Linked DNA regions of Mus musculus: all the other regions are linked to region 7. The links are chromatin loops, found by intact Hi-C in ENCODE. Cell type or tissue: left cerebral cortex. All regions are shown on one strand. Links, peaks and the distances in the headings refer to the core of each region. The heading gives the core; the rest is flanking DNA. Region 1 holds the start of Akap6 (A kinase (PRKA) anchor protein 6). Region 2 has its middle 33 kb from the start of Gm40423. Region 3 has its middle 4.2 kb from the start of Dtd2. Region 4 overlaps Akap6 (A kinase (PRKA) anchor protein 6). Region 5 has its middle 13 kb from the start of Arhgap5. Region 6 has its middle 10 kb from the start of Gpr33. Region 7 holds the start of 1700031P21Rik (RIKEN cDNA 1700031P21 gene).

The links. Peaks named below come from ENCODE experiments on the same cell type or tissue, not always from the same donor. Only the 100,000 strongest peaks of a DNase experiment are listed, where the experiment ranks them.
Region 1: a loop joins it to region 7, with 4 times the contacts of the local background. A loop is called at or near these places in 2 of 42 quality-filtered maps.
Region 2: it touches region 7 in a loop (2.2-fold over the local background); 6 of 42 quality-filtered maps call a loop at or near these places.
Region 3: it touches region 7 in a loop (4-fold over the local background); 5 of 42 quality-filtered maps call a loop at or near these places.
Region 4: it touches region 7 in a loop (6-fold over the local background); 4 of 42 quality-filtered maps call a loop at or near these places.
Region 5: a loop joins it to region 7, with 8 times the contacts of the local background. A loop is called at or near these places in 23 of 42 quality-filtered maps.
Region 6: a loop joins it to region 7, with 2.4 times the contacts of the local background. A loop is called at or near these places in 2 of 42 quality-filtered maps.

Annotation. Positions count from the first base shown.
Region 1 is chr12:52,697,440-52,701,830 of GRCm38, reverse strand. Akap6 (A kinase (PRKA) anchor protein 6) reads right to left here and starts at 2,448. Exons shown (of 14, transcript NM_198111.2): 1 at 2,389-2,448. In left cerebral cortex, for the core only: no CTCF peak of the experiment used is centred there; DNase peaks (open chromatin) are centred at 1,018, 1,293, 1,699, 2,524 and 2 more places; H3K4me3 peaks cover 2,924 bases; H3K27ac peaks cover 2,829 bases.
Region 2 is chr12:52,392,013-52,396,403 of GRCm38, reverse strand. No RefSeq gene overlaps it. Among named protein-coding and RNA genes, the nearest start is that of Gm40423, 33 kb to the right of the region's middle. In left cerebral cortex, for the core only: no CTCF peak of the experiment used is centred there; DNase peaks (open chromatin) are centred at 688, 1,269 and 1,794; H3K27ac peaks cover 423 bases.
Region 3 is chr12:52,008,526-52,012,916 of GRCm38, reverse strand. No RefSeq gene overlaps it. Among named protein-coding and RNA genes, the nearest start is that of Dtd2, 4.2 kb to the right of the region's middle. In left cerebral cortex, for the core only: a CTCF peak has its summit at 2,158 (motif pointing left); DNase peaks (open chromatin) are centred at 2,140 and 2,499; H3K4me3 peaks cover 773 bases.
Region 4 is chr12:52,778,823-52,783,213 of GRCm38, reverse strand. All of the region lies in intron 1 of Akap6 (A kinase (PRKA) anchor protein 6), which reads right to left. Among named protein-coding and RNA genes, the nearest start is that of Gm51971, 18 kb to the left of the region's middle. In left cerebral cortex, for the core only: no CTCF peak of the experiment used is centred there; DNase peaks (open chromatin) are centred at 1,996 and 2,739; H3K27ac peaks cover 632 bases.
Region 5 is chr12:52,501,258-52,505,648 of GRCm38, reverse strand. It overlaps a transcript of Arhgap5 not described here. Among named protein-coding and RNA genes, the nearest start is that of Arhgap5, 13 kb to the left of the region's middle. In left cerebral cortex, for the core only: no CTCF peak of the experiment used is centred there; DNase peaks (open chromatin) are centred at 545, 785, 905 and 1,942; H3K4me3 peaks cover 2,508 bases; H3K27ac peaks cover 3,324 bases.
Region 6 is chr12:52,036,318-52,040,708 of GRCm38, reverse strand. No RefSeq gene overlaps it. Among named protein-coding and RNA genes, the nearest start is that of Gpr33, 10 kb to the right of the region's middle. In left cerebral cortex, for the core only: a CTCF peak has its summit at 2,213 (motif pointing left); a DNase peak (open chromatin) is centred at 2,183.
Region 7 is chr12:52,601,453-52,605,843 of GRCm38, reverse strand. It overlaps 1700031P21Rik (RIKEN cDNA 1700031P21 gene), which reads left to right and starts at 3,522. Exons shown (of 3, transcript NR_045910.1): 1 at 3,522-3,664; 2 at 3,789-3,854. Gm35239 (a long non-coding RNA gene) reads right to left here and starts at 2,891. Exons shown (of 7, transcript XR_001780617.2): 1 at 780-2,891. Gm23296 (a small nuclear RNA gene) reads left to right here and starts at 1,253; the gene lies at 1,253-1,359. LOC115488100 (a small nuclear RNA gene) reads right to left here and starts at 2,056; the gene lies at 1,950-2,056. In left cerebral cortex, for the core only: a CTCF peak has its summit at 1,730; DNase peaks (open chromatin) are centred at 1,284, 1,903, 2,295, 2,750 and 2 more places; H3K4me3 peaks cover 2,870 bases; H3K27ac peaks cover 3,046 bases.

The DNA.
Region 1 (4,391 bases), core at 96-4,095, 96 kb before region 7:
GTTAACAGTTTGTGAGACTTACACAGTCTAAACTTGGCCACATGGGCAACACAGTTTTGATAATATTCCAGTCATTATGTACAGCAAAATACTTGAAATTCTAGAAAATTTTCACTGAGGCACCAATAAATCCAGCCACAGAACAAACTCTCTCCCTCCCCCATACACACACACACACACACACACACACACACACACACACACACCACACACCCTTGGGGATATATTAAAACTACCGCAACTGAAATAGCCTTAGCTAGTAATTAAGGCACAGCTAATCAGAGTGCAGAGTGCAGCACAGGCTGTGGTCCTCCAAGAAACAGAACCCTGGGTGACAGCTCTTGCTATCAGGGCTTTGTTCTCCTGGAGCAAAAAAAGCACAAAAGCATAAAGTTGAGGAACTGTGGCTGCATGTTGTGGGGGTTGGGAGGATGACAGGTTTGCCTGCGCTGGGCGGATGTTCCGCTAGCGTGGCAGTCCACACCCGCCAGTGCCCTTCTCCACCCTCAAAGCATGACTTCACTTTTCTAACACTGCCCTTAAGGAATCTGGCCTCCGTGACTTCCAGTAACCATACGTTTCACCCAGGAGGAAGCAGCGGAGAGCACTGTTAGACAAAAGGGGGGAGAATTAAACCAGGAGAAAACCCACTAAACCGCTGCCTTCTGTTTCACTCCTAGCAATTTGTGTCACTGAACAAGTCTTTTCATGTCGCTTCTCGGGAGCAGTACTTCAAGGGGTTCTAACTACTTTCCCTTCCCCCATTAAGGCCTTTCTCCTCCCTTTTACCTGAGAGCTTCTGACTTGGCTGCGTTCACACCCAACGGTCCCAGCAGAGCTCTCTGTTCATACTATGCGTCACACACACAAAAAGCAGGCAGTGAGCATCCATACTACTAATTGCTCGTGGGAAGGCCAGGCCGAATTGACCTCTTCCATCCCATATAGCTGCACGCGAGCAATATAAGCTTAAAAGACTGGGAGTAGCATGTGTGTGGTGTGGGGTAAACAAACTAATTAAACCCCGAGCTGTACCACTCCGCCTAGTGCCTGTGCCTAATGGGACCGCTGTGCCCAACTCCATAGGAGAGAAAAATCAACGCAAGCTGGCTGGAGATGTTGCTTTTCCGGCTTCCTCTGAAATATCTGTTTTAGGCTCCATCTAAACTGTTTAGGCTCCAGCAATCTTAACTAATTACAAGCAACTCAGGGGGTGCTATTCTTTCCAGTAAGACTGTATAAATAAAAACTATCAGCTCGACTGCACTGAAACACAGGACCACTCCCTGACTGTAAGCCGGCAGATTGAACAACTGAACGGGCATGTGCTTTCTCTCCCCCAGTAGCAATCAGTTGCACCAAGGAAATTCATTTCATTTCCCAAAACAAAAGGCAATGATACCCTGTTCCATACTGACCTGTTAGACTGGTTTTTAGCAAATAAAATAGTAACGATTCTTAAAAGCAAGCCCTGGATTAAACGTAAACATCGTATGTTTATCTGGAGCTTTGGAATTGAGTTGAGGTTCCGGGTCCAGAGATTTGCATTCCTAACAAGCATCAAGGCCCCTGACATTTATCCATCACACTGGGTTGGGGCTAGAGTTAAGCATGAGCCCGCGGGCGGGCGGGCGGCAGCGCCACTGGCCTTTCCAGAGTCTCTCTCCCGGGTTATCCTTGACTGTAACTGCCGCAGAGGGGAGACTTGCTCCTCTCTCAGTTACAAACCAGCCTGGAAGCAACTCCAGCTTCAGCCTCTTAACTATGGAGGACATGAATTGAAGAGATTCCACACAAATCAAAAGGCATAGATAATTTCATCTGGTTTCAGTCTTAATGTTTTTAACAAATTATTTCTTGAACATGCAAGAGAATCCCCTTTCACATACACATAAGGTTATGTCAAATGCTTATTCAGCACTCATTCCTTGCCATGAAGAATCTGAAACCCAATGGAGGTAAATACTGAATTCCGTTCTGCAAGTCACTAAATATTTCATAAATCACAGAAGCAAATGGGACCAATTAGCCCTGCCTCATAAAAAAAGAAACATATCTTTACAATGTTAAAATACAATGAACTACACATTTCAGAGCTTATTTAGGCTTTTGCAATAGAAAATTTTCTGTGCTTTTTTTTTTTAATTCATGAGAATACTAAAAATAACAGGCGGAGACGGAGCAAGAAATCTTTGCATTTTGATTTTTATGCGACTCTCACAGGCCTTTGTCTTAACACAGCAGCCTGAAAACAGAATTAGGCAAAACAACCCTTCTTTCTCCAGTCCATTTTAAGCAGACAACATCCCCCCATCCCTGCCTTAGTAGACGCCACAGACTAACCAACAAAACAGCGTCGCAATTAAGGCCCAAACGTTTAACACTCACCATCTCCTGCTCCCAACGTCGCCTTTTGATGTTTACAGCACATCTGTAGGATGCAATACTAGGAGATGCCTTGTTTGACCTGCTGCATGATGCTGTGACATCAGTTCAGATGATGCAGCTCATTATGGGAAAGGCTGCTGTTGCTATGGCAACTGGGATGTGCTAGGAATCCTTGCTGCATTTCCAGTGGAGCCTGAGACAATACAAAAGCCCTGTAAGAAGCAGACAATATGCAAAATGCAGTCCAAAGAAACAGGGCTCCTCATTGGACTAAAATCTGTAAGTTTAAAAGGGGATTTCTTAGAATAATTTTAGAAAACAAAATAAAAATTACCTCTTCGTTTGCTGCTCTACATTGAGAGAATAAAGGTGCAAGTGGAATGTCGATTCAGTACTCAGAAAATACAAACTCGTATTCATGGTTCCCTATCAGGCAATTTGATCGCTCTTCTCCCTGGCTAGTAACGATACCTCTTTAAAAGTTATTAAAAAGAGGTTTAGTTCATCTGACAAAGAGAAAAAGAACAAAGCATGGATTTTGAAACAATTTAAAATGTAATAAACAGCTGACCAAGTGAGTCTAATTCTAAAGTGCACAGACTAATAATCGTCAGAACATGGGCAAAGCCTCCGCCAGCTAGGTCTGCCCTGAGGGTGTTCTCGGGTAGACACCACCCCACAGAGCCTGCTGCTGGAGAACTCGCTACCACTTAACCTTCAGGAGCAGTGAAAAGAGGTTGGATCCTAGAGACCCTTCCCCTATCTGACAGAGAACTCTTCCTACACATGGCCAAAAGGCAAGTATCTTCTGGGGTTAAAATCTGGAACAAGTGGAAGACCTGTAGAAGTTTCTTGTGACTGCCACTCACAACCCTTGGGGTTTGTTTTGTTCTTTTTGAGGCTGTAAGACTGCCTACCAAGGAGGCTATTACTCTCTCCCCTCCCCCACTGGACCTCTGACAGGCACATTAAAACAAGACTCCAGGAGGATTTCTCCAGTTAGTGAAAGGAAAGGAAATCCAAAGAAATCAGTCCTTTCTTTCCAGTGTGAAGCATAAACAAGCATCATGTTGTGACCCTGAGGAGAGCTAACCGTGGACCAGCTACCCATCTCACTCATCTAAGGCTTGCAGGCCACTGACAGAGAAAGGCACAGCCAAGCTGACCTACATCCATTCTGTCTCTACAGCTCTGAGAAAGCACAAAATTCCGAAACCTAATACAGAATGAGACAATTATATTGTCCAATCATCTCTTAATTGTCCCATACTTCTCTTAATCAGCAGCACAGGGGGTGGTGGGGTTGGAGGGGAGGCTCTGAAGGAACTCAGGCAGCCTCCTGTAAAGAAAAACTGATAAAATCAGAAGAGGTGCCACTATCCAGCCTTCCACAGAGCAGCCCTGCCTTGGATGTGAAGTCATGATTGCTCTTGCTTTTCCTAATAAGGAACAAGGAAGGGAAGAACAAGAGTAAAACCTGTGTATACACTCAGCAGCACAACAGAGCTTGACTCCCTTATCTTAGACCACATGGTACTCACACATTGAGAGGTCAGCATGGAACCACTGCAAAGCCCAGAGCACCGACCTGGGGCTCAGGAAATCTACCAGTGATGGTATTTCCTCCGAGAGCTCCTTCTGTGTATTCAGGGTTAGTAGCCTCTCTGGGGCTCAGGGGTTTCGTCTGAGGGAGGATAGACTTAGATAATAATCATGGTTTGCTAATAATATTTAAATTTTTTTTTCCTTTATGTTACAGAGCAAAGCTGGGCTTCCTTCACTGGGGCAGGGGTGAAGAGGCCCAGAGTCAAGACTGTTGGACCCTTCTTGGCATAATTATTAACCCTGCCTGCTATAGAGTACTGCTGGCCTCCCTGAAAAACTCTTAGGCCTCCAGAAATAAATAGGGTGAAAGCCATAGAGCTAGAACAAGATTAGCCTTTGCAGAGAAGGTTCCATAAAGAGAAGAGGGCAGGCCAACAGGACAGACAGATAAAAGAGAA
Region 2 (4,391 bases), core at 143-4,142, 210 kb after region 7:
TCATGAGCTAAGTAGACAGCTAAGCACTTAACACGAGGAGCACAGGGAAGCAGCAGCATGGACCGCAGGAGGCTGAGAGCTGCCGCCACCTCGCTTGGGAACAGCAGCCAGTTCAGGGGCTGCTTGCTGCTTGGAAGCATTTTTACAGGCACAGAGGATCTGTGGCACTCTGAATTGAGAATCCCTGATGGAACACAACTGGGCGGGTGTAGATCTTCCTGCAGCAGCTCAGCCTCTTCAGAAAAGGAAAACGAGTGAAGAAAACATTTGTATTTCCAAGAATACCATAGCAGCTTCCCTTGGAGGGAACACTTCATGATACAGCTATAGTACTTGTTAGCATGTGACTTTTCCAGCCCAGAGCATGGGCTTCTGCAAGGAGAGTCTGTGTCGTTTCATTTTTATAAGCTTGGCATATAGTAATTACCAGTAAAGCCTCATTTATTGGGTGAAAAATTTCAAGTATCTATTTCTAACGTTTTTTTCCCCCAAAGAACTCTGTAGCATTAAAAAAAAATCCTTCCTCCAAAAATCACTGTATTAAGAAGGGCAGTTAAAATAAAGTGCAAATGTGTGCTTTTAAGCATGCTATTCTTATCAAGGAAGACACAGTGCTGTGCGATGCATCCATGAGGAGAATCTGTGAGCTGAATAAAGATGTTTAAAACCATAGAAGACTGGATCTAAGACCATAGAGCCAGGCCCTTAACAACAAATACCTGGAATACATGTGAGCCCTCCCTTCCACACCTAGGAAAGACGCTGCCAATCATGTCTGGCTGTTTCCCACCAAATGTAGGCTTAAGTGTAGACTCGTCACCAGCACTTTTTCACAGGACTGTTCCTGGGTGGTTGGTGAGGAAACATACACAGTAACTTGTCAGCCCAGGACAGACAGGACCTTGAAACCCCTTGAGGTCATCTTGGGGGGTGGGGGTGGGGGGTGGGGAAGGGCACTTGAGAGGAGCCTACTGGACTCCTGAGATGCACAGCCTGTTGTCTGCATGCAGAGTGACTTTATTCTAATTCAAGGACTCCTGCTGCGACTGGATCTGAGGCCCAGACAGGCAAAGGTCCGGCTTATCAAGAGATTCAAGGACCGAGACAGCCAGAGCCTAGAAGTCAGGTGAGCCAACCAAGCCAGTTATTTTCAAATCTGAGTGTGGAGGAATAGGCAGTTAGCTGAGGAGGACATAAATAGTATTCATTTCTTCCCAGCTGGGTGAATAATTGCATCTACCCAGGAAACCTGCCTCAGAGACAAGCTGCCTGTTCCTAAGGATGCGCTGCCCATGCAGAAACACGGGTGGATACAATCTGATAGTACTAGTATCGTCTGCCCCTGTGACAGTGGGGAGGATAGACTTCAGAAAGAAGAGTTCCTGTCTGGATTCTGGCAAAGCAGAGTTAGGGAGAGATCTTTCTTCCCTTGGCTCCCAAGAAGGGGAAAACAGAAAATTACAGTCACACGCTGTATAACGTCTCAAAAAGCAGCAGACAGCACACAAGATGGCAGTCCCGGAGACTCTGTCATCTAGGGACATTGCAGCTGTCTTAGTTTGTGTGAATATATTCTATGATGCTCACAGGATTTTTCAAAATCTAGCCCTGTGGTTCTCTGAACATGTGACTCAACTGTAAGGATTGCCCTTTCTTTGGCCTTTGGTGTGAACCTGAAGTGTTTACACCGGTCTTCAGCGTGACTCCTGAGAACATGGGGTTTCAGTTTCTTCATGGGTAGAGGAATTCAAAGCCAGATAGGCTACATGACTGCACCACTGATGTACAGTGAGCCAGCTGGGATCAGAACACGGGCTCTCTTTGTTCAAGACGCTAATCTCACTGAACGGCGCTGACTTGCCTAAGCTGCCGGTAGAAAGGCTGCTACATCCTTGAATGCCTGAATGCCTAACAGTGACATCATTGTAACCAGAACGGCCCTGAAGAGAAGTGGGTAGGAACTGCCATGTGTCTAATTTTTATGGCACTTTGCCTCTAAGAGCTAGAAGTATTTTCTTGCCATGTAATAAAGGGACTTGATAAATGAAAGCGTTCAGTGTTCATAACATTCTTCCAACACTATTTGATTAATGCTGTTTGATTAAGCATCAGAAGAGTCAGTATATGGGGCACTGGCATAGTGTACACACTGCTGCCTCCGGCTTGGGCAAGAGAATAAGGAAAACACTCAGAAAGTGGGGGTAGGCCCACTGATACCCCAGGGCGCTGACCTGTAAATGGAGGCATGAATCTGTGTCGCACACTCAGGGCTGTCTTGAGACTTACTTCAGATGGCGTGTATCTTGAAGAGAGCTACAACATTTTGCTGGGAGGTCAAGTCTGTTGGGCAGTGGGGTTTAGGTGAGCTGAAGAGGACTGAACCATGACACTGATAACCATCACTGCCATCGGGGAACGCTCCAAAAATGCCAGCTAAGCTGGTTGCTTTCCCTTTCTGACTCAGAAAGACCAAGGTTGCCTCAGAGCCCACTCCCAACCTCTTTTCCTTCTTCATGAGCTTGGGACCCTCAGCTGGGCTTAGCCTCTGGCAGCTTCCTTAGCAATGAACTACAGCTTGCCAGGAGGTCAGACACAAAACGCCGTTGCAACAGCAATAGCAAAAGCTGAGCAAATGGCCCCAAAGGGCTCATGAAAGCAGGCCGCCTGTCTGAGGATGACACCAGAGAGATAAACCACAGCAGTGAGGCTCCAGGTTCTCCAGATCAGGAGCTGAGCAGGCAGGGCTGGCACAAGCATCACCAGTACAGTCGCCCTCCCAGAGCAGTGTTTGGAAAGAGAAGACTTTTGTATGAAGGTGAAGATTGCTAAGACCATGAAGAACAGTCATTGGGGATTAGAGAGACCTCTTAATGGTTAAAAGAACTTTCGGCTCAATTAGCAGAACCTGAGTTCAGATCCTAGCATCCACGCTGGGAGGCTCACAAAAGTCTTTAACTCCAGCTCCAAAGACTCTAATGTCCTCATCTGGCCTCTGCAGGCACTTGCACATACATATGCATGCATGCATGCATACATACATACATACATACATAGACACACACACACACGTACACCAGCCAATGATAGATAAATAAATAAATAAGTAAATAAATAAATAAATAAAGCCTTTGGGAAGCACTGTGAAGGCAGGACTGCGAGGCCGTAGAGATGGCTGCCAAAAGCTAGCACATAAAATAATAAGAATAAAGTTGGGTGTAGTGGCACATGACTTTAATTTCAGCACTTGGGGAGGCTTGAAGCAAGCAGATCTGTGAGTCTGAGGCCAGTCTGGTGTACAGAGCGAGTTCCGGCACAACCAGGACTGCTACACAGAGAAACCCTGTCTCAAAAAACAAGAATAATGACAACAATAGCAACAACAACAGCAACAAATTTTTCTATACCCCCTCCAGTGAGGTTCTCCCTCCCTTTTTAAAGTGCCTGGTCTTGAACTCAGTCCAAAAGGGACTCAACATGCTCAAGGCAGCAGGAGTTCAGTGAGCCTTGACCCAGGGTGTTAGTGTTTCACCACTGACAAACCAGTGTCCACGGCTTCACTGCTTGTAGGGGCGTTTTCTGAGTCAGGACGTCTTAGTGCACTGGCTCAGGCATGAGGAAGAGGAAAGGACAGTGCCCTACAACAAGGCAGAGAACCTCATGCCAAAGGACACAAACAAGGTTGCCTTAGAGACCACACCCACCCTCCTTTCCTCATCTCACAGTGGCAAGGAAGCAGAGAGGGCAGAGCGGTCTCAGAGACAAGAAATAACCTTGAAAGTGTCCTGTACTCACAGTGACCTATTCCCTTCAACTAGGTCTAATCCCTAATAGCCCATGCAGCTATGAACCAATCAGTGGACCAATCCATCGTCTAGGAGGCAGGCCTTGGAGATCGGAGCTTGAAGGATATCTCAATCCAAACTGTAACTGCTGCCTACCTGGAACCTAACGCTTTTACCAAAGTAAGCAGGTGGCTCGTGTACTGGAGAAGCAGCCGCTTGGGGGACTAAGCAGAAAGTCCAGAGGAAGACAGCCCTAGGGAAGACAAGAGAATCAGAACAGCAGAAAGATCTTTAAAAAAAACAAAAACAAAACAAAGATTTATGTATTTTATGTATAAGAGAGCTCACTCTGTGTGTACACCTGCATGCCAGAAGAAGGCATCCGATCATACTATAGGCGGTTGTGAGCCACCCATGTGGACCTCTGGAAGAACAGACAGTGCTCCTCTTAGTGACCGCTAAGCCATTCCTCCAGCCCCACATCAGGAAGACCTATATCATGAAGGGTTCTGCCTCACCTGCCACCCCCACTGTAGCCACAGGTTCCCTGGAACTTGCAGCTCGCACTTTTAAAATGGACCTCTAGCCGAGACTAGCCTGACACTTCTT
Region 3 (4,391 bases), core at 198-4,197, 590 kb after region 7:
TAAAAGAACAAGGAAAGAAGAAAAAGTAGCCTCGCTGTTTGCTCTTTTGATCTCTAAATAATAGCATCTCTGATCAATAATATAGAATACTCTACATCTCTTGACAGAGCCTATCCCTGGAGTTATCCTGCTATGCAGTACTTCTCAAACACCCAGGTGAGAGAATTCCTTAGGACACTGTGAAGTAAGCCAAGGTCACAGACGAATCTTTAGCAGAGTGCAAATATCTAGAGAGTATACTAGACCTGCCTTATCTCTGAGGACTTGTTTTTATTTGGGAGTTGGATTGAGACTTTTTTTTTAATCAAGAGACAATTTAAGAAATTTCCCTAAACAATCTGATATCACATTTTCTTTTTTTTTTCTTTCTTTTTTCTTTTCTTTTTTTTTTTTTTTTGATATCACATTTTCTGTAAGGACATGGTTGAGTGGATTTCTTGTTTTTCATTGTTAGTACTTAGGGTCATATTTAAGTGTTCACTGCAGAAATACAGGGTTTTTTTTCCTCCGTCCTTTGCTCTGATTCTTCATCCACCGAGCACCACGCTAACGTCTGTCATCACACAGGGCTTTTGAGTACTTCCTACAGTAAGCTAATAGAGGCAGTCTATGCTCCCGTATCCTGCGCTTGGAGGGTGAGATGTGCCAGTCGTGCCCTATGTGAGATTTTCCACTCCCTGTCACGGCAGTACATCTTATTATTCACAGCTAAATTAGAATTCTGATCCTACTCCAGTGCTCTATGTGTTTTAGTTCACATGAACCAATTTCTCATCACCAATTCATCTTCCTAAGCACTGATAAAGAAAACTTCTCTAGGCTTTGAAGTGGAAAGGCAGCGTCCGTCTGCTTTCTGTAAAACGTGGGCACCTCTTCCAGCTGCACTTCTTCTTAGCACAGCTGTCGGTAGAGCTGCAGGGAGAGGCTCACTTTGGAGAGAAATCATTGGGAAACCTCCAGTTACTCTGAGCACTAGGAAGCAGATTCTGTTTCCTGTCCACATCTTTCCTTCTTCAGGATCAGGAAGCTGGGTATCAACTGCACAAGATCTTTTAGAAGATGTTCCCGGGCCTCTCATCTTTGTGAACTACTTTTGAATGCTTAAATGTGGGATGACCAAACCGAATGAATTAAGCAACTGAAAACAAGTCTCCATCAATTATTATACCATCACAGGGGATATAGAATTCACACACAATTGACATTATCCATACGGCCCCTTTTAATATTGTAGCTGTTTGAAAATCATTCTTGTCCAAAAAGTAATTTCTTCCTTCCTTTAAAATAATACTTATTTTTAAAAATTGTGTGTGTGTGTGTGTGTGTGTGTGTGTGTGTGTGTGTACATGCATACACTAAATGTGTACTGTGCGTAAGAAGGCCAAAAGCGGGCATTAGATTCCCTGGAATTGGAGTTACAGGTGGTTGTAAGACACCATGTGGGGGTTCATAAACAAACCTGGGTCCTCCCCAAGAGTAGCAAGTGCTCTGAACCACTGACCCATCTCTCAGACATCCAAAAGTAACTTCTTACATGTTCACAAGGCAAAGCAGGCCTCCAGCCATTGATTGACAGTCTTCCTCTAAAGCTGACTGATGCTTTGTTTTCCCTCTAGCTCTGAAGTAAATTGTCCGACCTGCTTCACCTGGACATTAAATGGGATGCCCATGACTGCTTGACTTTTGGAAATTAAGATGAAGGACTGGGATGGAGTTGGTTGGTAGTTGGTCAGTTGTCCAGCTTGCACGGGCCCTGGGTTCAGTCCCCAGCACCACACAAGGCAGGCGTGGTCAAGCACACCTGTGGTCCCAACACTCAGGAGGTGGAGGCAGGAGGATCAGGAATACTATCAAGAGTTCAGGGTTATCCTCTGATACATAGTGAGTTGAGGTCAGCCTAGACTATGAGACCATGTCTCAAAAAGCAAGGTGTCCCTATGAACTATATCAAAATTCCAGTCAAAAACTACCATCTTAACTAGTAAACGTACTCTAGTGTAACCTTCTAATGCAATTTAATTTTCTTTGCTCTTTATTGCCTTATTCAAATTTTGCTATCCTATCGCCTGCATGTCCTACTTCCATGAATTCTTTGTGGGAACAGTTTTTACAAAACACAGAAAGTGCTTTCTTTAATGTCTACTCCTTACTGCCCTCTGCAGGCAGAAGAGAAGAATAAGTGGCCAGATTTTTTATTTTTTTTTTTTTAACTCACATTCTCAGCCTAAGAGATTCTCACCCAATGGCAAAGTTAAAAGTAACTGGTGATTTTTTTTTTTTGAGACACTAACCATTAACAACCAAACACTATCTAAGCACAGAAATGGCTTCCCGTTGCTCCTTGTTGCACAGAGACCCCGGAGAACTATGCATCCTACTGGCAACAGCTCCTCCCATCTCCGGCACTCACATACGAATAAACACCAAAGTCTTCAGTAACTCCGGATCACAGCTTGGGTCTCTATACAATGTTCCTTTCGATTTGTAAAACTGGAATCTGAGTGGCAGCGTTCAGACTCAATAGTTACAGTGACATACAGGTGCAGGCATGAAAACTTCAACTTATGAATACTACACAAAAGACAACCAATGTGGGAGCCCCTGTAACGCAGCCACCAGAGATAAAGTGAGATGTTTCATTTTCTTTTTACTGAAAGTGTTAGGGAGGCTGCAAGATAACTAGCCAGCAAACCGCTTCAGTTTGTATACAAAGGCTGCTGATTATGCATGAGTTTCTTTTTCTCTACTTTGTATGGACAGCGGCACCGTCAGTGATGTCATCTAAAACAACAGACATGAATATATTGTGCCAACTGAGCCCAAATCAATGACCTGAGTAATGCAATCAGGGTACCACTATTATTTGCCCACTAAACCCTCCGCGTCTGTGAGAAAGAAATGCTAATCCTATGCACTTTCACGGAATAGATTTCGTGGGAAAGAAAACCAAGCCCTGTTTACTTTTATTTACATTCTAATAAGTTCTTAAGGAAAATGGACCACAGGATTCGATGTCATTGGGAACATCAGGAAATGTTGCAGGACTGTGTAAGTACCAAATTCAGTTACTGGTGAGCGAGCACACTCTGAGATAAGAATATTCCTACCAAGGATATTTTCTAAAGAAATGCTCTCCTCCATTCAAAAGGAGGTTTCTCCTGCCTGGGACTGAGGGGTTGGTGAGTCTGTGGTTCTTGTGAGGAGCACTGTCAGTCCAAGTAGCATGACTTCTTTTAAGATATAGAGATAGAAATTAAATATAGATTCATGTATATGTATATGATGTATGTGTATATGTATAAAAACAGTTATGCTTATTGTGTATAATTTTAGGTAAATGTAAAATCATAAAATCACAGCATTCCAAGGAATTCCAAAACAACATAAACTATTATGGCCCTGGATACCTCTCAAAGGCTGAAGGAAAGTCTCTTGCTGAAGACACTTTACATTTAACACACAGGACTCAGACCATTCGAGCTGGATCTGATCTAAAAGCCTCCTTCCTGTGGCTAGCTTCCATGCTACCAGACAACGCTACACAAGCTGCCAAAGGAGGGAAGCAATTTTCAGCCCCACCCAGCAATGACACCTATGAACCACAACAAGGACCAGCAAGGCAAGAGAGCCACAAAGACACAGTAAACGGCACTCCCAAGTCAGTTGTAACTAACAGCTGTCTAATTGGATGCAAAGCCCACTGGACAAGAGGTAAACCATGCCTGTTACTAGAACCTAGCCAAATTCCCCAGGGGTAGTGAGGTCAGGGGTCTTAGAAGAGAATCTACTACATAGCATAACTGTGCTAGCGCAACATAATTTCTAATCCCATTCTAAATTGTATCCTTATATCCATGGGTAAATGTAACTATCACCACTCATCATGGAAGAGTCTCTTAACAGCCAATGAGAATTGTCACAGAGAACCACAACTGGACACAATTTGGAGATCAAAGGATTGTGGGAAGCCCGGCCCCATCTACATCACTTCACATTTATATCATAGATGCTCTTGCATCTATCACTCAAGGAACATCTCAGAAGAGGAAGCAGAAAAATTGGAAGAGTTAGAATACCAGGATGTCTGCTTACAAAACAATCTCTCATAGAAGCTGTTGCATAAAAGAAGCCTGAACAAAGGCAATAGGACATCTCAATAGAGTCTACCCCTAGACAAAGAACTGCAGGCAGCTAATGACTGTACAAAAAGAAAATTAACCTCTCCTATGAATGTCACCCAATACAAAGAGATCAGCTCTGAGACCATATACACACAAACAGCAAAAACACACTCAACAGGTTATATTCGTATATTTTTACATGCTTAATGTAACTATAATAATCGAAGAAAAAAGTTTATTATTGCAAGTGAGGAAAAATAAAAGAAGTTG
Region 4 (4,391 bases), core at 304-4,303, 180 kb before region 7:
ACAGGGGAGCAACTCGCGGCATTCACCAGCAGTTTGGTGGCATGGAAGATGACTGTGCACCCAACGTTTCCATTTTTCATGTCTTTCCCCTGTAGGCAGTAGTTTCTCATAATTGATGTGGCAATCAGAAACAGCGGGGCCTTCTCAGTAACCTATGTCTGTCTCCTTTTGACTCATGCACCACATCGCAGTCAGATCCATCACATGACACAGCTACTTTTGTTCCCACTTAGTCATTTACAGCAGCTACAAAAGAATCTCAGATACAGTCTGCTCGCTGTGGCTTCTGTTTATCGCACACTTTGCCGTGATCCTGACGTTGCTAACAGTTCTGAATGATTCAGGAGCTGACATGCCTCCTGGAGGTCCTTTGAGTTTCTTCAGCAAGAAATGCTATTTTGCCTGCCAGTTAAATGAGTGATATGGAATATTTGTAACAGTCAGCTGCTTCAATTTTTTAAAAAATAATTTGGGGGTGATCTATAATAACCTGATTCTATGTGGTAAGGGTTCTATTTCATTCTTTTAACATATAATAGAACACCAGTAGCTGGAAGGCTACAGTTTCCCTCCTTCAATGTGAAAATTGATGTGATTTTTTAAAATTAGAATACAATTACATCATTTCCCCTTCCCTTTCTTCTCTCCTATTCTTCCTATGTATTCTGCCTTGCTCATTCTCAAATTGACTACCTCTTTCTCTTTAATTGTAGTTGTGGGATGTGTGTATGTGTGTGTATCTCAAAATATAAATGCGATCTAAACAGTCCACAGAATATTACTTGTACATATATGATTTCAGGACTGACCACTTAGTAATTAGATAACCAATTGGAGAGTCTTCCCTGGGGAAGACGATTTCTCCTGACCTCAGAATTCCTTAGTCACCTGTAGGTTTTTGTCTAGAGCTGGGGCCCCATGAGCCCTCCCCTTTCCTTCTTAACATGTGTATTGATATCATACTTGTTTAAGTCTTGTTTAGACAGCTGCGTTGATGAGACTTCAAGAGTGCAGCCTCTGTGACATTTCTGGGAGATGCAGTCTCGCAGCAACCTTCCTGATTTCCTAGCTCCTACAGTCTTTCTGTTTCCTTGTCTGCTATGATCCCTGAAACTTAGATACCGGAGTTGTGTTGTAGATCTATTGGTTGGAGATGGGCTCCATACAATCACTTATTGTCTGCATTTGTATCAGTTGTAGTTTCCTCTAATGGTCTCCATCTGTTCTTTCTTTAAGGTGAAACATATTACTTATCTCTGTGTATAAGGATAAATATTTAAAATGTAGATGTGGATAATGCTGGTTGAGTCAAGTGACAGTTGTAGGTTCTTCTCCAAGGTTCATTATTTTACTAGCCTGAGGTAGTTGACTAGGTTTCCAGGACCAGGCGTGGTTTTCCTCTTGTTGATCAGATCTTACATTCAGGTAAATAGCTGAAGGTTACTACCAAGACATGAGCACCACTATTATACCCTTTGGAATACTGTGCCACTCTGGTTCTTGTGGTTCATAGTTGTCGTTGATGGGCAGGGTCCCTTCGAGGGTTGCTTCCCTCCCTTAGAGGTTTCTGTGGTGGTTCTGGTACCATGAAAGATAGACCAGAGGGGAAGGAGATTTTCAGGGTAGATCAAGTTTGGATCCTCAGAATCCTGTGTCCAAAGTGTTTAGTGTCTTCAGAAATAGGAGTTTGTTTTCATCCTCTGGGAGGTAATGAAGAGCAACTGACATAGCTCATGTTTATGATATGAAATTTCTAAAGAAAACAATTAGCCCTATCTATAAGAATCAGAGGGATATGCTAGCTGACAGTTTAAGGGGAGAAGGGGATGGTTGGCTCCGTTAAATTTGCATTGACCAAAGTATTCTGGCAAAAAGTGAATCAGCATGAGCTCACCCTTTATGCCCCCCCCCCCGCCCCGCCCACACACACACTCCCAACAGCTGCAGCTCCTAAGCTCAGTGTCTTCTCACCTGAAAAGAGCAGCCTCAGCACTTCTCAGTCAGGTTTCCCAAAGGATGCTTTAAAGGAGGAAATGCCTCGCACTTAACAAACTTCGTCAAAATGTGCCGAGATGTATCCATATCTAAATGCAGCAAGGTTTCCATTACAACAGAAACCTGGCGTGCAGGAAGAACATTGTCCCAAACTCAGATTATAAAGCAGTCACTTGAGTCAAATAGCACTGGGTTTTATTCTTCAAGGACTTATAAAGAAAAAAATAGACAAACTGGGCTTCACAAAAACTTAAAACATTTGTAAACAAACAAACAAACAAACAAACAAAAAACCCACCCAGTATCAACACAAAAAACAGCAAGAGAAATACCAATAAATAATGTATATGAAAAAGGATCAACAAATAGAACATACAGAAAACTTAAGGACACAAAAACAAAAACAACCCAATTTTAAAAATGAGCAAAGAACTAAAATATATATTTCTCCAAAGAAGGTATAAAATGGCTAATAAATCCACAAAGCATTATCAAACATCAGCAACCATTAGGGAAACGCTCACCAAAGCTAGAAGAGACTACCTCCCCAACAAACAAACAAGCAAGCGAAAGCATGAGGGTGTAGAAATATCAGAACCTTTATGTTAACATAAGTATGAAGCAACCCAGCCCTGTAGGAAACAATGTGGCAGTTCTGGAAGAAATTAAAAATAGAATCAGCAGCCAGAAAAGATCCAAGAAAAAAAAATTCCCTTTTTGGATACAGAGCCAAAAAGGAACGAAAACATCCTCAGAGAGAGAAAATCGTGTACTCGTGTTCAATAGCAGCAGTGTTCACAACAGCCACAACATGGAAGCAACCAGGGCTCATCCATCAGCCGATGAATGGATAAACAAAATGTAGTAAATACACACAATAGGGTATTATTCAGGCTTAAATGGGAAAGGCATTCTGACACAAGATGAATGAACCTCGGAGACAGTATGCTAAGTGAAACAAGCCTATCACAAAAGGACACATACTCTATGATTTCACTTAGACAGCCAAAACCACAAAGACGGGCAGTAAAGTGTGGGTAGTCAGGGGGTGAGGGAAGGTGAATAAGGAGTTACTTCTTGGTAAAGTTTACAGACAGGGAGTAAGATGTTTGTGGGGATGGCTACACAACGATATGAATGTTTTTAATTCCACCGAGTGATTAATTTTAAAATTATTCTTACCAAAAATGCTTATAAAGAAGAAAAATATATTTTTGCACATGCATGAAATTCCCGACATATAAATATATCTAAATAAAGGTGATCTTTATGATAAATTCATGTCACGTGTCTCTTAACAGAATTGTTAATAAGTGAGGTCTAATAATAAAATCAAGGGAGTGTCAAAAATCATGAAAGTTCGAATTCTATAGATCTAAAATTTCAGCTAAATGAATATTGGATCTCATATTGATACATGAATTGATTTCAAGCACAATTCAGGACACAACCTAAAAACACATAATCAATATTGTGATTGTTAGTGTTAATTGTCAACTAGACAGAATCTAGAATCACCCGGGAGACAGGTCTGGTCCTGCCTGTAAGGGATTTTCTTGATTACGTTAATTGAGGTAGGAAACAGCATCTTAACTGTGGGCTGCACCATTCCCTAGGCTGGGATCCTGAACTGTGTAATGGACCATAGATAAACATGGTGAGACTAGTATTCACTGTCCTCTGTACCTTATTGTTGACTTATTGTGAACAGTTGCTTCAAGCTCCTGCTGTCTTGACTTCTCTGACTGTACCACAGAACCGTGGGCAGGAATCAACCCTTTCTCCTTTGAGTTGTTTTTTGTCAGAGTATTTTGTCACAAACGGGAAAAGAAGCTTAGATAACAACCAAGAAAATTTCTCAGTACTACCTGAATATCGGCATCATTTCAACATCTGCCCAAACCCTGGAGAATGTGTGCTGCCACAGAAATACTTTAGGATGGCATTATCTCAGAGCTGCTGTGAGTCACTGTCTGTAAGGCATTAGATCTCCCAAAGAATATGTAACCATGAAGACTTGACCATACACACTTCTTAGATACTAATTCTTTCTGAGTACCAAGAATATCTAAGTCCCTAAAGTACTGGAGACACATATCTAAACTCTCATCCTGGATTAACCCTTTCCTCTCCAAGTTTGTTTTGGTCATGGTGTTTTGTCACAGCAATAAAGAGCGAATCAAAGTCATCCACTGTCACCAACCATTTCCCTCCCCTAGGACAAAACTGGACAGACATAGAAACCACTCAGAAGTTTCAGTGGGCCATACTCTTTCTCAACTTGGCTATAAAATGTAAGTGCTTTAAATATTTCTTTATATTTTGCATTACCTCAAAATATTCTCTTAACAGTAGAAATAACATATATTAATATATACATGTATGATAATAAATGT
Region 5 (4,391 bases), core at 232-4,231, 100 kb after region 7:
GTCTTAGATGGAGATTGAGAGAACTCTTCCATGAAGTGAGGGGTCTCCTCAAAGCTGTTAAACAATCCCTAACATCCTGTTCAAACTGGAAATTGGTTTTGGATTTAAGTAAAATGGGCAATGCCCACCTCACACACCTGCGGAAGGCAACATGCACAAACACTAGTAAACAGAGAAAAAAAAATGTTTCGTTACTTGAACATTTTTAAAAATGTCCTTAGTTTCTACCTTCCCAAAGAAAAAATAAGCTGATGACATATAAGGTTAGATGGCTGAGGAAGTCCTCTCATCTCACTATCTTGGTTTTGATTTAGTGTATGTTTCCTTGTTATTTACTAAGCACTGGCCCAAACTGGATTCCCGTCTTATGGTAAAAGTATGAACTTCTCCCCTCCAACTTTCTCGGAATTTTATTAGTCGTTCTAATAGTTTGTCCTTACTTTCTAGCACCCTGCAGCCTCAGCTTCTCCAGAGCTTGCACCTCACTTGCATTCCCAATAACGCTGGAGAGGGAGGGTGTGAGGGAGTGTATTTATGTGTGGAGAAGTGCACGCGCGCTCCCGAGCTGCTCCCCACCCCCACCCCGATACTTTTCTTTGCTTGGGAACCGAGGGAAATTTTTAGAGGTTATTCCAACAGAAACTCGGGATCCAAGCCCCAACCCTGGGAGCAGTCAAACGACAGGACGGAGTCCCGTGTTTGGGTTGCGCAGTGCAACTTCTCACTCCCTTACCCCGAAGCTTTAGCAGCTGGGAACGTGGTGGCGAACCTAGGGAGGAGCCGAGGAGATAAGAAAAAAGTGAAAGGGCCGATCCCCCGGAAAGGCGGTTAAGTTTGCAAGCCGCGGTCCTGTGTCTGCGGATCCGCGCCCACCGCGCTCCCCCTTCCAGGTGGAACTCGTTAGCAGCAGCAGCAGCAGCCCAGCCGGCCGACCCCGCCACCTTCCTTCCCCGCGCAACCCTCCAAGCCCCGGACAAGTGAAGGTGGCGGCGCGGGGAGAGGACGCCTGGCGGGGCCGGCACGAGCTCGGCGATCAGCAGGCCTCCGCCGCCCCCGGCCCGGTCACCTGTGGAGAAAGCGGCCCCCTCTCCGGCCTCTCTGCCCTTCAGCCGACCGTATCCCCGCGGCCCGGCCTGTGAGGACCCAGGCGCCCGGCCCCAGCCCCTTCAACTGGTTACAACCGGCGGCGGCGGCGGCGACCGAGGGTCCCCGGCGGGAGGGGAGAGGCAGGCCCCGCGCAGCGGGCTCTCCGAGGTCCTACCTAACAACGCCGGTCTCCTCCGTCGCCTCCTCAACGGCAGCGGCCGCGGCGGTGGCGGCGGCAGCGACATTCCTGGGGAGCGCTCCCGCCGCCGCCGCCTCCTCCACTCTCGGCTCGCCTCTCGCGGCCGGCGCGCTCCCCGCGCCCTCGCCGACACACACGCCCCGAAAGCCCGAGCCCCGCGGCTCGCGCTGCCCGGTCACCCGCCCGCTCGCCGGCAGCGGCAGCCCCGACCCTCCCCCCTTCCCCCGCGCCCGCCGTCGCGCTGGGCTCAGTAATGGCGGCCACTCGGGCTCCTCGCGCTGACGGATCTCTCCCTCTCTCTCTCCCGAACTTTACCTCAGCATCTCTCCCGGCGCGCACCGCCGGAACGCACGCACGCGCGCGCGCGGCCGAGCGAGCGAGCGAAGCCACACACACCCGGCCGGGGGTGGCGCGGGCAGCACGGGGGCGCGCGTGCGTGCGTGCCCGCGCCGCCCGCCCCAGAATTCCCCCGCCCCGCGGCGCTCACCTCCAGACGCCTCCCGAGCCGCGATCCCGGTTCGGCCCCGCCCCTGCCCTCGTCTCCCGGGAGCCGAGGAGGCGCGAGTTGCCGCGCCGGAGGGAGGGGGCGCGCGAGCGCGCGGGGCCGCGTCCCCGCTCCAGGCCCGCTCCCCATTGGCTTCTGCCCCTCCCCCTTTCTCCGCCTCTCCCACCCATTGGCTCCCGCTCCTACTCCCTTCCTTCTCACCTTTTCCCTGTTACCCATTGGCGTGAGTGGTTTTCCTCCGCTCTCCCCTTTCTCCGCGTTCCGCTCCTCCTCCGTCCCATCCTCCACGCTTCAGGCGCCTCACGCCGAGCATGGTCGCCGAGCCTTCCCTGCCCCTCTCCCTTGCCTTCCTTCGGTATTTGGCCGTAACTCGGAGTCCTGCAAAGGAACTCAATGTTGTGTTAGCCGTTGCAAGGCATGGCTTGGGCGCCGATCGTTCCTCCATAAATCCCTTGGAGTCTTAGGTCTCTGGGCACTGAAGAATGCAAAGGAAAGAATGTGCCTGAGCTGCGTCGCTCTCCGGCACCTGGAGCCACTCAGACAGAAGCCTGAGCTAGTCGTGAGCAAGAGGAGTCCTTTCCCCGTGGGCACGACACAGACGCAGGCCCTTGATCCTGGCTATTCTTAGGGAAGTTGAGCCACACGCCAAGATTTAGATGGTTTAGGGTAGCCCCAAGGGCTCACCATAAGCTCAACTTCCAACTCTGTTTCCCGACTTTCATGATACTGCCTTAGAATACATTCGGTCTTTTTTTGAGACTTAGAAATTACGCGTTTGGGAGTACGTTGGTTGAGCTTTCTATGTATTATTATTCATCTGTGCATTGACGTGAAAAGGCAGAGAGAATTTGAACGAAGGAAAATCAAGGCCTTTAAGCTCTGAAGGAACTATTTGTGACTTTCCCAAGGTCACCCTAATTTTAAATGGAGATGTTAGAAGGAAAAAAAATAAGTAAATCTGCTCCAATTCATTGGTTCATGTAAAGTGACTTGGGGGGAGTATTTCTCTTTGGAGCAAGATTCATTTCCTGTGCTGAAAATAGTTTATCATCAGTAAATATATAAAAATGCTTTAAAATTCAAATTATTCATAGGCTACATAAGGTACCGAAGTTAGCCAAGGTTGCTTTTTAGTGTTATAATGGCGTAGCTGCTGCCATCCAGAAGTAAATTTACACTCTGTCAGGAAAGAAAACAAAAACTGCCTGTTGGTACAAATTGGTTAGAAAATATTTGTCAGTAAATCTGTCACAATATTCCAGCAGAAGATCTGTTCATTTGTTCCTTCCCTGTGTCCCTCCACGGTTCATTATTCCTCAAAGGTAAACTTAAAATAGTTTAGAAGCAGAAAAGACATTTCTAATTCCTCTGTTATTCGCTCCTTAATTTTAAGAAGTCATAACTAAAATCCTTGATTCCATCCATTGCTGCACCAGAGGCTGTGCTCTGAGGATACTTACAAACTAAGACAATAGGGGAAGCTGAGGACCATTGCAATGAAAGTGACACAGAGAAGTCAGTCAGAAGGGAAGAGAGAAGAAAATTAAGAAGAGGAAGCTCGAATCCCCTACTTAGGCTTGAACAGAATGTGGTTTTGTGTATTTTTTTTTTAAATCTTTGTACTAAAAACCCTTAAACAATGCCTGGAGCCAATTAAAAACCTTAACCTGAATTGAATAGAATGTTAAGTACTATATGGTACTCATGCTAAGATGATTCTGGAATTATTTTCTAAACAACCAGAAAATCTTTAACCATGGGTATTTAGTAACATATGAGAAGTCAAATAAATCAAGGCTCATAAAAGAAATATTAGCATTAGGCATAATTTTCAACTACAGGATCTGACACCAGGTGCAGAAACGACTTGAAATATCATTGCTCTTAATAAAGGACCCTCCCCCAATTTTACCACGGTTTACAAGCAACAATTTTCATACCTGGCATTCCTTTTAGTCCTGCATCATCTATCTTGACTTAGAAGTTTTGGAAACGTAAAACGTTGCTTACTTTTAATAGTAATCTACTCACTAGAACATATAAGTCGCCACTGCTCTTTGTCTTTGTTACTTATTTCTTTTTTAAAAATAAAGCATGGCATTCTGTAGCCATAGAAATCTTAAAATGGGGATTAGAAGCCAGCATTCTGTGACTGATAATGTCTCTATGCTTGTAGATAAGACGCACTAAGCAGTGAGTAGAGAGTGCCATTCTTAAACCTGAACGGGCGCAGCGCTTTCTGGGGGAAAAACTGAAACATTCACCCTCCCCGCCCAAAAGAGAATATTTTAAGAAAAAAAAAATGAGGAAATTGTTCTTTAAGCTCATTGGTGGTACTATGTGGGAGCTGGAATAAATATTACCCAGCCTTCTCACATCTATTACTCTTATTATCTGGAATAAAAAATGTAAATGCTTCATCTGCTGTACTGGATAATTAAAATCACCCAGAGCTTTGTTCTTCGTTTTCTTTGAAAAAAAAAAAGGGGGGGGGAGGAGGAGGGAGGACGAATAACACTCCAGTCAGGCATTTTAGGGTTTTCATTTAAATATTTGTTCTACAGACTAATAGTTCTCCAACATATCCTAACAAGAGTATTA
Region 6 (4,391 bases), core at 222-4,221, 570 kb after region 7:
ATGTGCACCTGTGAAGGTCAGAGGACACATTGGTGGAATCCGTTCTCTCCGTTCACCTTTATGTGAGTTCCAGGGTTTAAACTCGGGACGCCAGGCTTTCAACCTGAAGCTTTACCATCTGAGCCATCTTGCTAACCCAGCCAACTCCTTCTCAAGAAAACACTCATGTCCAGTCCACCTAGAATATCCTGAGTTCCTGGCAGTAAGTAGATTTTCAACATTTTTCTGTTGAGAAGTATATTTTATGTTTCCCTTACAACTAAAGAATAAAAAGTAATTCAGGGAACTTTTGAATGTTGGGTGGCTGAAGACTTTGAGAGTCCCAGAGATGTTCTGCATGTATTTTTGAAAACAAGACTTTAGGAGGCAGCAGTTGGATGTTATCATTCAGAGTGATGGTCTGAGTGTCAAATTGACAAGGGGTGGTTAACTGTGTTGTTGTGATGGTTAATCTTGATTGTCAACTCCATGGGATGGAAAGTTGCCATGGAAACAGACCTCTGGGCAGGACGTTGAGGGAGCTTGTAGATTGAACTTGTGGAGAGAGGAAGAGTTGCCCTGAATGTGGATGGCATCATTCTGTCAAGTGGAGTCCTGAACTGAGAGAAAAAGAAAAGCAGGAGCCAGGGATCAATATTGCTCTCTGCTTCCTGACTATGGGTGCATTGTGACCAAATGCTTCCTGCTCCCACCACTATGACTCCCCTGTAGTGATGGTCAAACCCTTGAATTGTAAACCACAATAAACCTGTTTTGAAAAAGTTCCAAAGACATTTTCTAACTAAAAGAAGATAAAAACATAAGTAAGTTAGGCCTTGGAGTAGTGGCACATGCTTTCAATCCCAGGTGATCAGATCTCTGTGAGTTCAATGCCAGCCTGGTCTACAAAGCAAGTTCCAGAGCAGTCAGAAATGTTACATAGAGAAACTCTGTCTCTAAAGACATAAACAAGTAAACAAACAAACAAAACAAGATTTCAAGTAATTATGTCTTCATAAATTCATATATTGATATGGATTATTCATATGAATTATTTAAGATTAAAGAAACTTGCAAATAGTTGATTCCATCTAACTATTTTTAACATTGATATATTTATGATATTAAGTATTAATCATCAAGTGGATATTAGCCCAGAAACTTAGAATACCCAAGATACAATTTGCAAAACACAAGAAAATCAAGAAGAAGGAAGACCAACCTATGGATACTTCATTCCTCCTTCGAATAGGGAACAAAATACCCATGGAAGGAGTTACAGAAACAAAGTTTGGAGCTGAGACAAAAGGATGGACCATCCAGAGACTGCCCCACCCGGGGATCCATCCCATGATTAGCTGCCAAACGCAGACACTATGGCATATGCCAGCATGATTTTGCTGAAAGAACCCTGATATAGCTGTCTCTTGTGAGGCTAGGCAAGTGACTGGCAAATACAGAAGTGGATGCTCACAGTCATCTATTGGATGGAACACAGGGCCCCCAATGGAGGAGCTAAAGAAAGTACCCAAGGAGCTGAAGGGGTCTGCAACCCTATAGGTAGAACAACAATATGAACTAGCCAGTACCCCCAGAGCTCGTGTCTCTAGCTGCATATGTAGCAGGAGATGGCCTAGCCCGCCATCATTGGGAAGAGAGGCCCCTTGGTCTTGCAAACTTTATATGCCCCAGTACAGGGGAAAGCCAGGGCCAAGAAGTGGGAGTGAATAGGTAGGGAAGCGGGGGTCGGGAGGGAGTATAGGGGACTTTCGGGATAGCATTTGAAATGTAAATGAATAAAATATCTAATAAACAAATTGAAAAAAAGTATTAATCATCAAATACACTTACTGTGAAGTGCGGGGAAATTGTTTTGATGGTATTCATATTAAACTACCTGCCACTGTCCCCACCTCTGAAATCTGCAGCATTTAATTCTCTCTTCACTCACCCAATTCCACAGGTTAAGTTTTTGTACTTGTTCCTTAGTCAAAGGCACAGACTAAACCAAAATATAACCAAGCCAATCAGCCATGCACCACTCTATTAAGTTATTTCCGCAGGATTTCACAGATGCAAGCCCTCTCCTATCAGTATTGTGTTCAAGGCTAATGGCCAGCCTTGAATCTATACTCCACAGTCTGCACATTCCATTGCTTGCATTTAAATCACCTGTTGTATGTATGAAATTTTTGCAAAGCTTTTCTTGTTTCTCCCTCTAGTGGTCAGTGACTTTCATTAAAATGGGAAAAGTGTGTACAGTGGTAGTAATGTGCGTGGCATGTGAGGAGAAACATTCAATTTCATTGTGAAATGTGAACCACAGCTGAAGTTACGTCTAACAGTATGGAAAGTGATTTATTTGGGAAAATTTCTTTAGATGCCATATATACTCTCTCGATGAATCCTGTCTGTTGTTATATTAGTAATTGTTTAAGTATATGCTACATCATTAATTCCTTGCTCAGAAATGCACTGCTTTAGGGGCTGGAGAGATCACTCAGCAGGTTCTACTCTTGCAGAGAGCCCAGGTTTCATTCCCGCAGCCACTCGCAACCATCCATAACTTTAGTTCCATGAGATCTGATGTCTTCTTTTGACCTCCAAGGGCACTAAGAAAACATGTGGTATACATACTCACATTGAAGGCAAAGCATTCATACACATAAAGTAAGATACATACATGTAAAAAGGGTAACGTTGCTTTAATGCCTACATGAGACTCTGTCAAAAAGAAAATGAAAACTTTTCCTTAATTAAGTAATTCTTAATTCTCCCTCCACCTTCCACTTAAATTAATCAGTGTTGACTCTTGGCTCTTATATTATATTCCCCTTTCAACTTCTGATTTTATTGCTTACTCAGAGTTATGAAAAATTGTTTAAATTTTTAGAAGCAACATTTAAAACTCTGTGATAGTTCATCAAATAGTGAGATGGTCAAATATGAAAAGCTACAGAGGGAGTTCTGTGTATATGAAAAATTCTGGCTGCATATGTGGAATGGTGACCAAGTACTTCTGAACAGAAGATGGTTTTAATTTTTGTTAAACATGGTAACTAGAGGCTCATCTCAAAAGAGCACACCATGAAACTCAGGGAATAAGGAAACTTGTCATGCTTTGCCAAGATCAAAAAACAGTACTTTTGTTTAAGAAGTAGAAAGGCCATCTTGTTAAAGACAAGTGAGTGTCCTAGTTTACTGTCTATTGCAATGATAAAACACCATGACCAAAACAATTTGGGAAGGAAAAGGTTTCTTTCATCTTACAACTCCCAAGTCACAGCCAAGGAACCTGGAGACAGGAACCGAAGCAGAAACCATACGCTCTTACCGGCTTGTTCTCGATAACTTGCTCAGCCTGCTTTCTTATATCATCAGGTTCCATGGACCCAGAGATGGCACACCCCCACAACCTGCTGAGAACTGGACCCACCCACATAAATCATTAATCAAGAAAATACCATAGATGCAATCTTATAGAAGGGTTTTCTCAATCGTTCATTTTCTCAGATAATTCTAGCTTGTGTCAAGTCAACACACACACACCAGGACAGTGGTCTTCCAACTTCTCATCCAAATTAATTAGGCCCCTTCTGAGAACAAAGAGGACACTACTCACAACATGAGCTCTCCCAGACAATTTGTAATGTGATCACTCTAATAATCTCCGATCATTAAGATAATAATTTATGCACTTCATTAAGAAATAAAGCAAGTTAAGGTAGCTCCTTTATTAAGGAGGTCATGGCAAATCACATAGGCATGTTTACTTATTGTAGGTTGAAGTTTGCTTAGGGACCACTGAAGTACTGAAGACCTGTGTTCTTCAGATTCTTTCTGTAGGGTGACAACATTATTTGTTTCCCTGGAGCCTTCTAAGTTTTAAAACTGAAATTCAGATATTTAAGAACCATCAGACCCAGGAAAACCAAGCGCACTAGTCAGCCTTGACAAGTGGGTAATGTGGAGGAAGGGGCATTCACAGTAATCCCTTGTCTTTCACCAAAACTGAGCCAGCTCCTCCTGACTCTTCTGACCCGGCCCGTCTGTCCCAGATGGCTCAAGGCACTGCCTTCATCCCAAGCATTGCAGTGACTATGAACTTGTTGCTACTGAACATTCTGCTTCCTATACTTCTTCTGCTCCCCATCTGTCAGTCACACCTTTTCCTCTCACAAAGAGTTCATCAAGTCCATAGCTCTCTGGCCTAGGCTTTGTGTTGGCATGGAAAGACCTCCCTTATTATCTATATCAACTTTTACAGATCTCATTCTCATTCTCCTTTCTGTGGTGGTTTGAATGTGTTTGCTTGGTCCTTGGAAAGTGACACTATTAGGAGGTGTGTCCCTGTTGGAGTAAGTGCATCATTGTGTAGGTAGGCTTTGCTGTCCTATGCTCCAGCTCCACCC
Region 7 (4,391 bases), core at 181-4,180:
GAACTAGCACCGCAGGGCTCTAGAACCATTGCCCAGTGAGGGAACAAACACCTCCAATCTTGCCCGAAGAAGGTAATTTGTTAGCTCCAACTTTGGGAAACACCTGGTTATGGAATCCAATGATCCAGAGACTCAGAATCAACACCCCTTTCTTCATTTGTCATCCCTTTCTCTGGTGGCCAACTCTGTGCTTTCCGCGCCAGCGTGCTCTACCCAAGGGTTAAATACGAACATACCAGAACAATGTTTATCAGTGTTGTCTAAAACCATTGGGTGGAAGATTTGTAAAAGCTTGATAATGGAGGTGTCAGGATACTGACTCCATGAGATTTCATTATTCACATGTCAACGTCACATGCTCCTGATGAGGTACAATATCAAGTGCATGCCCTACCATCATGATTGCATACGGCTTTTTTTTTTTAAAGTCAAACTCTCAGCCTCTGCAAAACTACACATTTTCAAGAAACGGGGAGAATAAACAAATTAAGCAACATAAAATCCATAACAACACAATGGACCACATCTAAGACATACCCACAACAAGGTATCTTATTTCTTCAGGAAATTAACAGCCTGAAGAGAAACGAATAATGATCGTTGGAAAATAGAAGTCAAAGCATACCGCCATTAAATAAGATGTGAGATTAAGTATAGCCCTTTATGTTATGACAATTTCTAAGATGGCATCTTTGAAATCAAGTAAATTTGAGAGCGAGCTGAGTATTAAGCGATATAGAAAGGACTTGCTGTAATGTAAGATATAGTAAAGGACTTACTAATGGTAGGGTAGTTAGGGACTTTTGTTTGTTCCCTACTTTCTGTTTCCAATGTGCTTATCCCTAGAACGTTTAAGTGGTGAAACCAACTAGTCTAGAGCTGTGCGGTACGGAGTCTGCCGGCTCACAGAAGTTGAGGCTTCACCGCCCGCAGTCCCGGCATGCCGCGCGGGGAGAGAGCCACGAACTCACCACCTTCCCTAGGCCTCCAGAGGAAGACTATTACCCGACATGCACCGGGCTCTAATTTGCATACCCCCCCCCGTGGTAAACCACACGGACCCACGCTGCCTGCGCAATTCCCTCAGCAGCAGGGGGATTTCAAGAGTCTAGCCACACAGTTCTGCTGAAAAATTTCTCCTTCGTTTTAGGGTGCACGGAGGAGTTCGAGGATCGTAAGCACTAAAATCACCCTAAGTTAAAGAATCTGATTTTCTGAGTCCTTATATAGTCCACGGTTAGGCCTTAAGATCGTGCTCGCTTCGGCAGCACATATACTAAAATTGGAACGATACAGAGAAGATTAGCATGGCCCCTGCGCAAGGATGACACGCAAATTCGTGAAGCGTTCCATATTTTGCAACCTCGATTTTTGTTATCTCTCTGTAGTGTTAAATAAAGTACATTGGGTGTAAACTGAGATTCTAGTTTACAATGCTGGCAACTTTGTATATATCTTTATAAGATGGAGTTTCGCGGTAACAGGTAGGTAATACTAAACCCCAAGCACCCCGGGAATAATGACATTTTTCTCTTAGAAGACTTTTTAGTTTATGAATTTCTTTATTAATCTTTTTTTTTTTTAATTTACATTGATGAATTGATGAGCCCTAATAGGGAAACAGCAGGAGCGTCGCTAGTTCATTCTCTTCCGGCTTGTAGACCCGAGTGTGTGTAACAGCTAAAAAACAGCCTGCCATTAGGATCTGTCTCACTAGGCGCCCCTCTGCATGTAGCCTGGAAGAAACACTGGCCAATGATGCATTCCCCAAATTTAATAACAGCAGATTTTAGTTGATGAAAACAAGCACTAGGGGCCAGATACAGTAGTAAAAAGCTAGGATAGGATTTAAGAATGACGCGCTGGGTTGACTTGGAGACGCTGTGAGGGAGAAGTCAAAAGTTATTGTTTGGAATTTGGTCCAATGACCTGTTCATAGTAAGCAGAGCCAAAATATGGAACGCTTCACGAATTTGCGTGTCATCCTTGCGCAGGGGCCATGCTAATCTTCTCTGTATCGTTCCAATTTTAGTATATGTGCTGCCGAAGCGAGCACGATCGTAGTGTCTAGCCGTGGACTATATAAGGACGAAGAATTCCTGACTTTTTAAGTTAGGGTGACTTTGACCCGCGTTTTTCTCCTAGCCTCCCAGTAAACCCGGGAACAAAGAAAAAGTTTTTTCAGTGAAACTGTGTAGCTATGCTCATGAACCCCTGCTGCTTAGTGGGGATCACGCTGGCGGCGTGGGTCCGTGTGGTTTACCTTGGGGTTATGCAAATTAGCTCCTGGTGCATGTTGGGTAAGAGCCTTCCTCTAGAGGCCTGGGGAGGGGAGTGAGTTCTCTAAGCAGTCCGCTATCCGGCACGCTGGGAGGCTCGCTGTTCTCCTACGTCTGTGTGGGAGCTTGAGAAATGTGTGGCAGCTAAGTGACCAGGGCCCTGACTCGATCACCTACTCCCCCCACACACTAAAACAGGACACTTGTTACCTATGTTCCACTAGTCCAATGCCTGTTGAAGTATGCCCAACCCGCCAGGTGACCCCTCCCCAGCATAGCCTACTCGGTCCCAGAACTATGGGCACCATACTCTAGGAACGCAGCAAAAGCTTGGGGAGGTCCTCTAGAGCCTGGGGTACAGTCTGTTCCCAGCAGGCGCTGCCCGGCCTGGACCCGCGAGTTTGACTGGGCGGCCACGCCCGTCCACTCTCTGCGGGTGGCCGGTCGCAGGTAACGCCTGCCTGTGCACATTTTGCGCAGGCGCCGATTAGGTCCAGGACCGAGGCTCGGGGACCAGGGGCCGCACCCCTTCACAGGTGTCTGGCAGGCGCTAGACGTTGCCTGGTAACCAAACATCCGGAACACAGATGCAAGGGCGGAAGCCCACCTACTTGGCCTGAGAGGGAAATTTAAGGATTTACACTGCTCACTTTGGAGTAGAATAATAGCAGAGTCACTCTTGTACTTCCGTTCCTTTTCCTGTATATTAAATGACATGTTAGCCCTGTTATGATACAAATGTGTAAAACATACCTACTTGGAGGAAATATTTGTTGTAATTTTAAATAACAGCGAAGTCTTAGCTGTTCAAGTCATAGCTTTGTGGGCTGTAAAATGAGGGACAAAGGTCAGAAACTGCTAGTTTGGTGTGGTTTCAGTATTTCTCAGAATGAAGTCTGGGCAAAGGTTTTCCTGTGTGCTTATAATTATCACCATTAGTCGGCTGTGGTGTGGCACCTGCCTGTAATCCCAGTACTTGGGTGGGAAACAGAGAAGAACTAGAAGTTCAAGGGCAGATTTCCCTACATAGTGAATACAAGCCCAGCCTAGGCTAGTCAGCTAAAATTCCTTCTCTTGAGCAGACAGACAAGGCCTATCCTTGTTCCAGCAGCAAACAGAAGAGTCCTCCAAAGGACACTCTGCGGAGGGAATGGTGAGTTGAGCTTCCTTCTATGACGTAAAGGAGGAGTTGCTCACAGAGCCAGGGTGTTCATCCCCCCAAGTTACGCCTAGAAAGCCTTTACCCAGTCGGGATGAAGACTTCTCCACCCAGCCACCCCACTCCCTTAGTCTTCCTAGGTTACAGACTCTACCCCTCCCCTCAGCGAGGCCACTTCTAGTTATGGATAAAATTGCGTACTACAGTAGGTAGGGTGGATACTCAGGTAAGGGTCGCCTGACCTCCCTGCCCCTTTATGAGCAGGTGTGGGTCAACAAGCCCAGCTGAGATGATCTTTTGCCAGTAGACATTACAGAATGTGGTAAGATAGATTTTGTTTGTTTCAGAAGATAGTCCTGTACAACACCTATACAAACTGTCTCAATTCATTAACAAACGAACTACCGAAGGACAAGGCAAGTTACTACTTAATTTAACTAGAGTTTCTTTTTTTTTTTTTTCCCTTCTCCTCGTCCTCCCATCTTTCCTCCAACTTGGCATGAGAAAATAATTTTAAAACTTGTTTAATTGGCACCGGTTTTCTGATATGCAGAAAAAGAAGGGTTATGAAGTCACGCAGAGCCGGGCGGTGGTGGCGCACACCTTTAATACCAGCATTCGGGAGGCAGAGGCAGGCGAATTTCTGAGTTCGAGGCCAGACTGGTCTACAGAGTGGGTTCCAAGACAACCAGGGCTATTCAAAGAAACCCTGTCTCAAAAAAAAAAAAAAAGAAAGTTGGTTGTTTTCTAACAACTTTTGAAAAGTAATAAAACACTGTTCTTCCCCCAGGAAAAACAGGAGTGAAAATGACAGGTCTATTGAATTAAAATTTCCAATTAGATGCTTTTTAAAAATGCTTTGGTGTAACTTTCTATTAGCCTGCCTTTTATGATAATTTTGTATTTATTTACTTTCCATCTAGATTGCAACTTCCCCTTTCTCCTCTCCTCTG